Linked DNA regions of Homo sapiens: region 1 is linked to region 2. A link is a loop called in an ENCODE intact Hi-C map of the cell type or tissue named here. Cell type or tissue: PC-3. All regions are shown on one strand. Links, peaks and the distances in the headings refer to the core of each region. The heading gives the core; the rest is flanking DNA.

Region 1 (5,407 bases), core at 342-5,341, 150 kb before region 2:
CAGGAGGCTGAGGCAGGAGAATAATTTGAACCCAGGAGGGAGAGGTTGCAGTGAGCCAAGATTGCACCACTGCACTCCAGCCTGGGTGATAGGGTGAAACTCCGTCTCAAAAAAAATCAAATATTCAAATAAAAAATGGACAAAATGGTTAGTTGAACAGTCACTTCACCAAAAATATATGGGAGACAAATAAGCATATAAAAAGATATTCAACATCATTAGTCATTAGGAAAACATAGTTAAATCCACAATAAAATACCACTACACATTGATCACAATTACTAAAATTAAAAAGACTGACCATATCAAATTTTGACAGAATTTGGAAAAACTGGAATTCTCCTACATGGATAGGAGGAATGTGAAATTGTACAGCCACTTCGGAAAAAAACACCTTAGAAGATTGATAAATTTAAACATACAACTGCTATATTAACTGGACATCCAACTCCTAGGTATTTATCCAAGAGAAGAGAATGCATATGTCCATAATAAAACTTGCATAGGGATGTTCATTGTTGCCTTATTTGCAATAACCAAAAAATGCAAAAATTTCTATTAATATGTGAACGGATAAATTTTGGTAGGCCTGTACAATGGAATATTACTGAGCAATAGAATGCAATGAACTACCGATACCCGCAACAACATGAGTGATTCACAAAAAGTCAGGATGAGTAAAAAAACCAAACATAGAATAATCCAAACTATATGATTACATTTATATAAAATTCTCAAAAATGCAAACTAAGTTACAGGGACTGAATGCTCATTAGTGGTTGTCTGGAGACAGGGTGGGAGGAGTGAGAGAAAGGGATTACAAGGAAAAGCAGGAAACTTCTGGAGGTGATAGATATATTCAGTATCTTGATCATGGTTACATTTTCTTGGATGTATACACAGGCCAAACTTAGCCAATTGCATATTTTAAATATGTGCAGTTTGTTGTATGTTAATTATACCTTAATAAGTTCATTTAAAATAAACAAGAAGACTTTTTTTCTGTTTTCTGCCTTTTTATTTCACTGTAGTTACTCCCCTTGGCAGTATTTAACATAGATCCAGGTAGCAAAGAATCTTGGTGATGTCATTTGCCCAGTTTCAGCCTTAGTATCACAGAGGAGAATTAGAAGTTTAGATTTGCTGCCAAAAACAATATGTAAAAATGGACACACACAAATCATCTCTTTGCTTACTCACACTCTTTGTATATATTTGAATTGCCATACAAAAAATACTTTCAGGTTGCCACTTAACAAAATGGAACTCTGGGCCAGGCGCAGTGGCTCACACCTGCAATCCCAGCACTTTGGGAGGCCAAGGTGGGCATATCACCTAAAGTCAGGAGTTCGAGACCAGCCTTGCCAACATGGCAAAACCCCATCTCTACTAAAAATACAAAAATTAGCCACGTGTGGTGGTGGGTACCTGTAATCCCAGCTACTCAGGAGGCTGAGGCAGGAGAGTCACTTGAACTGGGAGGCCGGATGTCGCAGTGAGCCGAGATCACACCACTGCACTCCAGCCTGGGCGACAAGAGCGAAACTCCGTCAAAAAAAAAAAAAAAAAAAAAACACACAAAAAATGGAACTCTGACAGAGATGCCCTCATCCTGCCTACAAAAATAAAAGACACAAGTCTTAGCAGTTACAGTGTACATTATTGTGCAATGTTAATTTCCATCTTGCTTTAGTCATTAGACCACCTGAATATTCTGATAGAAAAATAGACATTTAACCAGTAGGACTACCAATGCAGGATCTTAATATTATTAGGTTTTTTTTAGAGGCCTTCCTAGATTCATGCCTATAGTAATTCTATTTTCTGATTCCTACCTTATGTCTCCAACGTGGTTAACTCTTCTTCAAAACCTGGTTAGATTTTTGTTTGCATTCTGTCTGAAATGGTTTCAAAGCGGCAATTATGTACATTGTTATGGAAGCCTGCTCATGTCTTGAGCTGAGGCTGTGATAGCTTTTATCATTTTGTTCATTTTATCAAAATAAAACAAACACTAAAACTGCCTTACAAATTCTAATTTATATAGAATAATTGAGGAAATTCTAGTTGATTAACTTAGGGAAGAATTTGAAAAGCATCTCATATGTGTCTAGGGCTATCAGGTAAACATGGGCTTAAATTTACTCTGGACTACCCCAAAGCTAGAACTGAGAATGGCAAGGAGAAGCTCTTTCTAGTGCCAGGCATCCCCACGTATGCAGCTTCTTTTTGAAGTAATGATCCATCCATCACTAAAATTGTTTCAGGAGAGGCCAAATGATTTTCAGTCAGATAGAAAAGATTCTTACATGAAGGGAAGGTTGAAGTGTTGGATACATGTTCTATGAAGTCGCATCTGACTTTTGAAGCTATCTGCACAAGTCAGTTAAAGTAAGTGGTTTTTATTTTATGTTGTTGTATAAATACAATTGATTCTTAGCTAAATGCCTAATTTTATTTTCACCATTCAAGGCAGAATGCATGCTGTCTCTTGATTTAGACTTCTTCCCATCCCAAACTGATGTGTCTTAGACTCTGAACCACAAGGCTTGTTTTCTGTTAAAACAATCTCACAAATGAATTCAAGCTAAATCAATACTGGGAAATCACAGATTAATTTGTTCACCTTATGCCAACATTCTATAAGGTCTTAGATTCTTAACGACCTATTGATGTAGTCAATGTGAGAATTCTGGCTCTTTAACGTGACCAGTTTTAGGTATATTCCTTTGAGTTCCTTTGCTGTTAATTCTGAATTCATACCATTAAATAGGTAGAGACTATTTTACTCCAGATATATAACCTTAAAATTCATCTTGTCTTCAGCTCCCCTGTGCCTCAAATAAATGGTGGGAAATTCGGCTAAGTAGGAGCAATGCATCTGAAAAAGCTGATGTTTAATAGAAATACACATATGCATGTATATGTGTGTATTTCTAATGACATATTTTTGCTGATATTCGTGAAAAAAATCAGTGTGGCAAGAGAAATGTTTAAGCATAAACAACATCCTTGGCCTGAATGACTACAACAAAGCTATCAGAAACAAAATAGAAATATGGAAATTATTTTCAAATCTCATCTTAATTTCTTCCCTTTTAGCTCTGTTTCTTTATTTCTCTCAGTTAAATGAAAAGAACATTTCACTGTTTTATGTTCACTTTAGGAGTACTTTTATCCTTCTGATCCTCATGAATCCTATGCCATTTTTAGCTTTACAGCATAGAATAATTAATAACTATTTTGAACATAATGTTTTTATGATTTTTAAGGTTCACTAGTGGATATGCATAAGGGTAAGGGAAGAAAATAAGTTTATTTGAGGAAGAATCTCTATATTTAGTGATTTTTGTAATTCCACTTAACTACAGGGTCTCACTCTGTCATCCAGGCTGAAGTGTTGTGGCACAATTATGGTCCACGGCAACCTCCACCTCCTGGGCTCAAGCAATCCTCTCACTTCAGCCTCCCAAGTAGTTGGGACTACAGGCACATGCCACCACACCCGACTGATTTTTGTACTTTTTGTCAAGAAGGAGTTTTGCCATATTGCCCAGACTGGTCTTGAACTTCTGAGCTCAAGTGATCTACCCACCTCAACCTCCCAAAGTTTTAGCATTATAGGAGTGAGCCAAGGTGCCAGCCTGTATGCTGACGTTTTAAGTAAAAAAACATGATTGCTTATTGGTTTTGCTAAATTCCTTTTGTTTCACTCAGGAGAACATTGTTACAGTAACGATATCTCCATGAGCAAAGCTCAGTTGGATAGGCCTGAATGGAATGGATTTGTCATAATTATAGAATTTCAAGTGAATATTTATTCATGTTTTATAAATGTTTCCCCCAAATACACAGACACTGACGTAAAAGCAAGTGATTTAATTCTGTCCTGTAGATCATGAAAACAACTGGTTGAACTTTCTTATTCCACTATTTCCAAAATAGCAGTTTATTAGAAAATATTTAACATTATGTTTTCATTCTAGTTAGAGTGTGGAGAAGTAAGTCAAATAGTGGGTTGAATAAATGAGATTAAAAGTTATGAATGAGAAAAGTCCAAATATTAAATAAGCAGTCTCTAAGGGTTGTAAATGTTAGTAATATTTCCCTTGTCATCATTTCTGCATCTCTGCCTTTTCCTGTCTGGTTCCTCAAGACATCCTCTCCCTCAACACTATGCTACCCAAAGTCACATTATCATAAGACAACTCAATCACATTCAGGTCAAAAGCTTTAAGACTGAGATGTTTGTCTTTCCATGTATCAGTATGAAAGAAACAGAGAGAGAGAGAAAAAAAGATAACTCACATAAGCATATGTCACATACTTCCCTATAGTTATACCTTAGAATGAAGTGGGAATGAGGAACCAGTACTTAAGTAGATATAGTGCTTGAATATGAGGCAAGAGATAAATTCTCTTGTTCTGTTTTCTGGTGTGTAAAATGAGAGATACATCCTATCCTAGTGAAAAGAGCAAACTGCCTCAGCCTCCCGAGTAGCTGGGATTACAGGCGCCTGCCACCATTCCTGGCTAATTTTTTGTATTTTTAGTAGAGACGGGGTTTCACCGTATTAGCCAGGATGGTCTCGATCTCCTGACTTCGTGTGGCAGGCACCTCTCTCTGCTCTTGCTACTTCTCTCTCCATGTGACATGCCTGCTCCCCCTTTGCCTTTCACCAGGAATAAAAGCTCCCTGAGGTATCGTTAGAAGCTGAGCAAATGCCACTGCCATGCTTTCTCTACAGCCTGCAGAACTCTGAGCCAACTAAACCTCTTTTCTTTATCAATTACCGAGTCTCAGGTATTCCTTTATAGTAACGCAAAACAGACTAATACACTGACCAACATGCTGTGGTTTATGTAAAGAACAACTGTAAAATTAGAATAGTTAAGGCCATGTTGACTTGCAAACTATAGTTGCCTGGCAAACTATAGTTATTAGTATTTATTATAATAACTGATTTTATATAGATATATAATATAGATATATAATAACTAACTTTATATAGATATATTATATATCTATTATATCTCTCTATATTAAATCTCTATGTATTATATCTCTATATATCTCTATATATTATATATCTATATAAAGTTTTATGTATATATCATATATAATAGTTATACATATATAACTTACATAACATATATAGCTATATAATAACTTTATATATAACTTCTGTTTAATAACTATTATATATAATAGTTATACATACAGAACTATTATACAAATGTGTAACTATTATATATAATACTTACTATATGTATATTTATATAATAGCTATTATATATAATAGTTATTATGCATATATTTTGTATTTTTGGAAAGAGAGTAGGTATTTAGATTTTTTAAAAAACTTATTACAATGTTTTTTAGTAATAGACAAAGATTTAATGAATA
Region 2 (5,407 bases), core at 263-5,262:
TCAGTGTCTCACAAGACTGGAATCTAGACCAAGGCTAGGGTCTCATCTGTGGCTTGAGGTTCTCTTCCAAGCTCCTTCAGATGGTTGGAAGAATTTAGTTCCTTGTATTGTACATCTGAGGTCTCTGTTTTCTTGCTGCCTGTTAACTGGGTCACCCACAGCAACTAGAGGCTGTCTAGAATTTTGCTAGAGGAGTTCATTTCCACTTATGGCTGCCTCCATCTTCAAAGCCAACAATAGAGAATCCTCCCCATGTTGACTGTCTCTCACACTTTGAATCTCTTTTCCAGAAACAGTTCTTTTAGGAACTCTCTGATTAGGTCAGGCTATTTGAGAATAAGCTTTCTTTGCTAAGGCAAGCTGATTTGGGATCTTAATTATATCGGCAGCATTCTATTACAGCAGCACCTAGATTAGTGTTTGATTGAATAACTGGGAGAAGATGTGTGTACAACAGCGATGGGGGAATCTTAGGAGCCATCCTAGAATTCCGCCTGTCAATGCATGGAAAAAATAAATACCGTTTAATAATATTACTTACTTCAGAAGTGGAGGGAAGCAGACATATTTATTCCAAAAGGTACACAAATGTCTTGAAACATACTTGTAATATTTTCTTCTCTCAACAAAATTGAAAGCAAATATGGCCACTTACTAAAATGCAATTATACTCTATATTTAGTACATAGATGTACATTAGGGTATTCCTTATATTTTCATATATTTGAACTTTTTCAATTGAATAAAAAATTTATTTGACTTGAAGTTTCACTTCAAATCCCTCCTTTCAGCTGAAGCATTCTTCAACATTTTCCTCATTCTTAAACTTTCACAATTCTCTTACAGTTAATACCATCTTTCTTGAGTATAACATTACATGCCATAGAACGTTTTGTGCAATTTGCATGCATCAACACTAATCAGTACATAAAACCTGTAAGAAAGGTAAGAATATCTGTTTGAAAAGAAAAATGTGTGGCTAAGTAAGTTGAGTTTCTGATATTCTTACAATTGGATCCATTTGGCTGAATTGAAACACTTCGTATTTTTTTACTCCATCTAATGAGTTCTTCATTGTTAGTGCAAACATCTTTCTTGTCACAAAACTCTAAATTCTTAAAGAAATACATCTTTTATGACCCTCGGCCTCTAAACAGTAATATTTATAGAGTATTTTCTCTTAAAACAAATGCTTGAACTGATTAAAGGGAGATGAATTCCTAGCACATCAGGTGAGAACATCCAGTAAAAGATTTAAATTCCTTTATAAATCTGAACAGAGTTAGTGGGGGCTGGGGGATGTGGGTTTAGATATAGAATTACATTTTGAATTTGAGTCAATGTTAAAATTCCATTCTAATTATGCTTGGAGTCATACCTACTGAAGGTTACAACTTTCCTTTAACAACAAGGAAATCCTTTGTCTTTTCTACAGGTTCACAGAGTATAGTGTTTTAGCTCTCACATTATCTCACTGCTTCACTAGAATTTCAAATACTTGATTCTCCTTAGAAACAAATGTCATGGTATTAACTGTATATATTAATAATAATACATAATATATAATACAATTTTTGAAGCATCACAACTTCCAAATAGCATACTAAAACTCATGTCCAAAATATGTTAACCATATATATATATACACACACATATAGTTTTATATATATATATGTGTGTATATATATACATATATATATATATACACACATACACACACAAACACACACACTTATGTAGTGTTCCCTCATTATCCATCCATGGGTCATACTTTCCAAGACCTCCAGTAGATGCCTGAAACCAGGGATAGTACTGAACCCTGTATATATCCTATACTATATATGTGTATATATATACTATATACTACATGTGTGTATATATATACTATATAATATATATGTGTGTATATATACTGTATACTATATATGTGTATATATACACTATATAGACTATATATGTATGTATATATGTATATATGTATATACTATACAGTATATACAGTATATATACTATATACAGTATGCTGTATATAGTATATATACTATATACAGCATGCTGTATATAGTATATATACAGTATATATACTATATACAGTATATGTATACAGTATACAGTATACTGTATATATACTATACATTATATACCATAGTATATACTATATATACTATACATTATAAATAGTACATATAATGTATACTATATAGTGTATATATACCATATACTATATAGTGTATATATACCATATACTATATAGTGTATAAATACTGTATATACTATATAGTATATATAGTATATACTATACTATATAGTGAATATATAGTATATACTATACTATATATACACTATATAGTACTATATATACTATATATACACTATATAGTATATATATTCTATATATACTGTATATAGTGTATATATACTATATACACTATATAGTATATATACACTATATACAGTATATATACTATAAATACTATATATACATTATACTGTATACAGTATATACTATATAGTATAATGTATATACAGTATAGTATATAGTATACTATATACTATACTATATATAGTATATATACTATATATGCTATACATTATATACTATAGTATATACTATATATGCTATACATTATATACTATAGTATATACTATATATGCTATACATTATATACTATAGTATATACTATATATGCTATACATTATATACTATAGTATATACTATATATACTATACATTATATATAGTATATATATACTGTATACTTGTATACTATATAAGTATGGCTCTGTAAACAATAAATTTTTTTTTCTGTCATCTCTTCTGTTTTTTTACATAAAATAAGTCTGAGCTACATTTTCCAGGTCCAATATATGTCCTTTAGGGTTTGTCTGGGGTCTGGGTTTCTTCTAAGTGTGATATAGTCAGTCCTAAGTCCTCAATGTCCAAATGAGTGCTCAAGTTCCAGCCTGAGATCTGAGTTTTCACCCAGAAGGATGAAGAAAGGATCAATAATGTCATGTAAAGTAATCCAGTTGTATTTTAATGTGGTTTCTTAGAAGTTTTCTATACAATCTTTCTGCTTACACTGACTCATCACTTTGCTATCCTATTTGCAAGGGACGTGAATAATACAGTCTTTATTCCAGGAGGCCACATGTCCAGCTCAATTCTGGCAATCTATTACTAAAGAAGGAGAAAGGAGATAAGAGAGTAGATGACTTGCAGTTTCAACTACACAAGTAAATCCAAGGCCTGGACAGATAATAAGGTGTAACTTCCACATTTTAGAGCTATAATTCTATAATCTTTGTCTATACAAACATATAAAAAATCTTCACCATATGCACATGCACACATATATTTAACCTGCCTGTCAAATTTGTGAATATGAAAATCTAGCATAAAAACATAATCTTTTTGATATGCATAGCTTTTTAAAAATAACATTTCCATGAGGCATCAAAGCTTTAATATCTACAACATTCCTAAATAGGGAAAAAAAATTACACATACCACAGAGCTCAGAACCTGCTATCAATTCCATTCACAGTGGCAGAATGGCTTTAATAGCAAAGACATTTATGAGTCATAAATTACCATTTATAAATGCAGTGTTTAGTGTTCATTTCAATGGACGACATATGGTCTCAACATTTCCAAATAGCTTGAACTGATAAATAGGCCACCAAAGTGGTTCAATTTGTTAAAATGCTAACACATTAACTCCTGCAGAAGTTGGGCTGCAGGTTTGCATCTGAAATGCTGAGCACTGACTTTGAGATTGCAAGATGCTACCTTTGGAAACTTGGCCAGGATTTATGAAGAGGATCTCACAGTCCATTTCTCATCATGATTTATATGATTTCTTGCAGGGAGACTTAGTGATCCATTGAGAATAACCCAACTCATTTGCCTTCATATTTCAGAATGAGACTGCCCATAACACCAACAATGCCCTACTGTTTTAATTGAACTATATCTGAGTTATATCTAGTGGACATAATTGGGGAACAGAATGTTCCAATATATTTTAGTACAAATTACTGGAATTATTTGGCTCTTCCAAGGGGAAAGGAAAGAACCAGAAGGAAGATGTCTTACTTATAGTTAGCACATTTATATTAAAAATGAATTTAAAGGGTCCAATATGTGAGGAGCTTTGAGATTGTCACTTTTTTCCAACAAATATCTGAACAAACTGAAAAACAAAAATCCTCTTGAATCTATTGAAGAACTTAGGTCACAGGGAAAACTGCTGTCTCCAAAACTGGAGAGTCAAATAGACAGATACAGAAATTCAAAACTTTCCAGAATGGAGACCAGCAAGCAGAAGATTCTGAGGGAGCAACTACTGGGATAGGAAAACTAGAACTCTAATTGACAAATTGCTGAAATCTCAGTGCAGAGAAGTCTGAGAATTGTGAAATCCATGGACCCAGGCTTAAGGTAGTACACCCACATGTCTGTGAGTTCTGCCTCAAGGAACTCTACCAGAACTTCAAAGTGAATGCTATAGAAAAATCTCTCTATGCTTCTGGGAGGATAGGGAAAAATTAACTCTTTTGAAATAACTCAGAGAATTATGTTATTCTTAATAAGAACTATCTTTAAGAGAAGTTATTTTACCATTGCCTAACCTATTGGGGTTTTATCAGGATCTGAGTGAATTGAGGGAAGGGAATTACCCAACTCATTTTCCTCTATCCATCCTTGTGGAAGAAAGGAAATGCCCAATTCCAGCCATCTCTAACCATACTGTCCCACCTGAGAGGAAAAAGACTGAAGTATGTGTGAAGTTTACAGTCTGAGCAGTCTCACTCAAACTCTGACATAATCATAGGACTACAGAATGATTCCCTTCTTCTACACCTTACTGCAATATTACTTAAGGCATATATGCTGCAGTTCCTTTTACACACTACATCATGTCTGGTTACCAACAAAAAATTTCAATGCTACTCAAAGGAAAAATAACTCACAGTTTGAAGAGATAGAGCAAGCATTAGAATAGGACTCAAGTATGGAAGGAATGTTGGAATTATCAAATCAGGATATTAAAATAACTGATTAATATGTAATGTTTCTAAAGGAAAAAGTAAACAACATGTAAGAACCAAATAGGTATTAGCGACAGAGAGGAAGAAATCGTAAGAAAGAATCAAGAAGAAATGCTAGAGATCAAAAACACTGTAACAGAAATGAAGAAGGATCTTGAATGGTTCATTAATGACTGGATACAGCTGAGGAAAGAATCTCTGAAATTGAAGATGTCTCAATAGGAATGCCAAACAGGAAAAAGAAAAAAAAAAAGAGAGAGAAAGGATAAAATAGTTAAAATATCCAGGAACCGTGGGACAACTGAAAATGGTGTAACCTACATGTAACGGGAAGACCAGAAAGAAAGGAAAGA

Evidence for each region. Hi-C counts contacts between places; a loop is a spot of excess contacts. Peaks named below come from ENCODE experiments on the same cell type or tissue, not always from the same donor. Only the 100,000 strongest peaks of a DNase experiment are listed, where the experiment ranks them.
Region 1: a loop joins it to region 2, with 2.7 times the contacts of the local background. A loop is called at or near these places in 1 of 110 quality-filtered maps.

Annotation. Positions count from the first base shown.
Region 1 is chr18:43,922,165-43,927,571 of GRCh38, forward strand. The region is part of intron 2 of LOC105372088 (a long non-coding RNA gene); the gene reads right to left. Among named protein-coding and RNA genes, the nearest start is that of LINC01478, 610 kb to the right of the region's middle. In PC-3, for the core only: no CTCF peak of the experiment used is centred there; no DNase peak of the experiment used is centred there; H3K27ac peaks cover 725 bases.
Region 2 is chr18:44,076,678-44,082,084 of GRCh38, forward strand. No RefSeq gene overlaps it. Among named protein-coding and RNA genes, the nearest start is that of LINC01478, 450 kb to the right of the region's middle. In PC-3, for the core only: no CTCF peak of the experiment used is centred there; a DNase peak (open chromatin) is centred at 3,134; H3K27ac peaks cover 381 bases.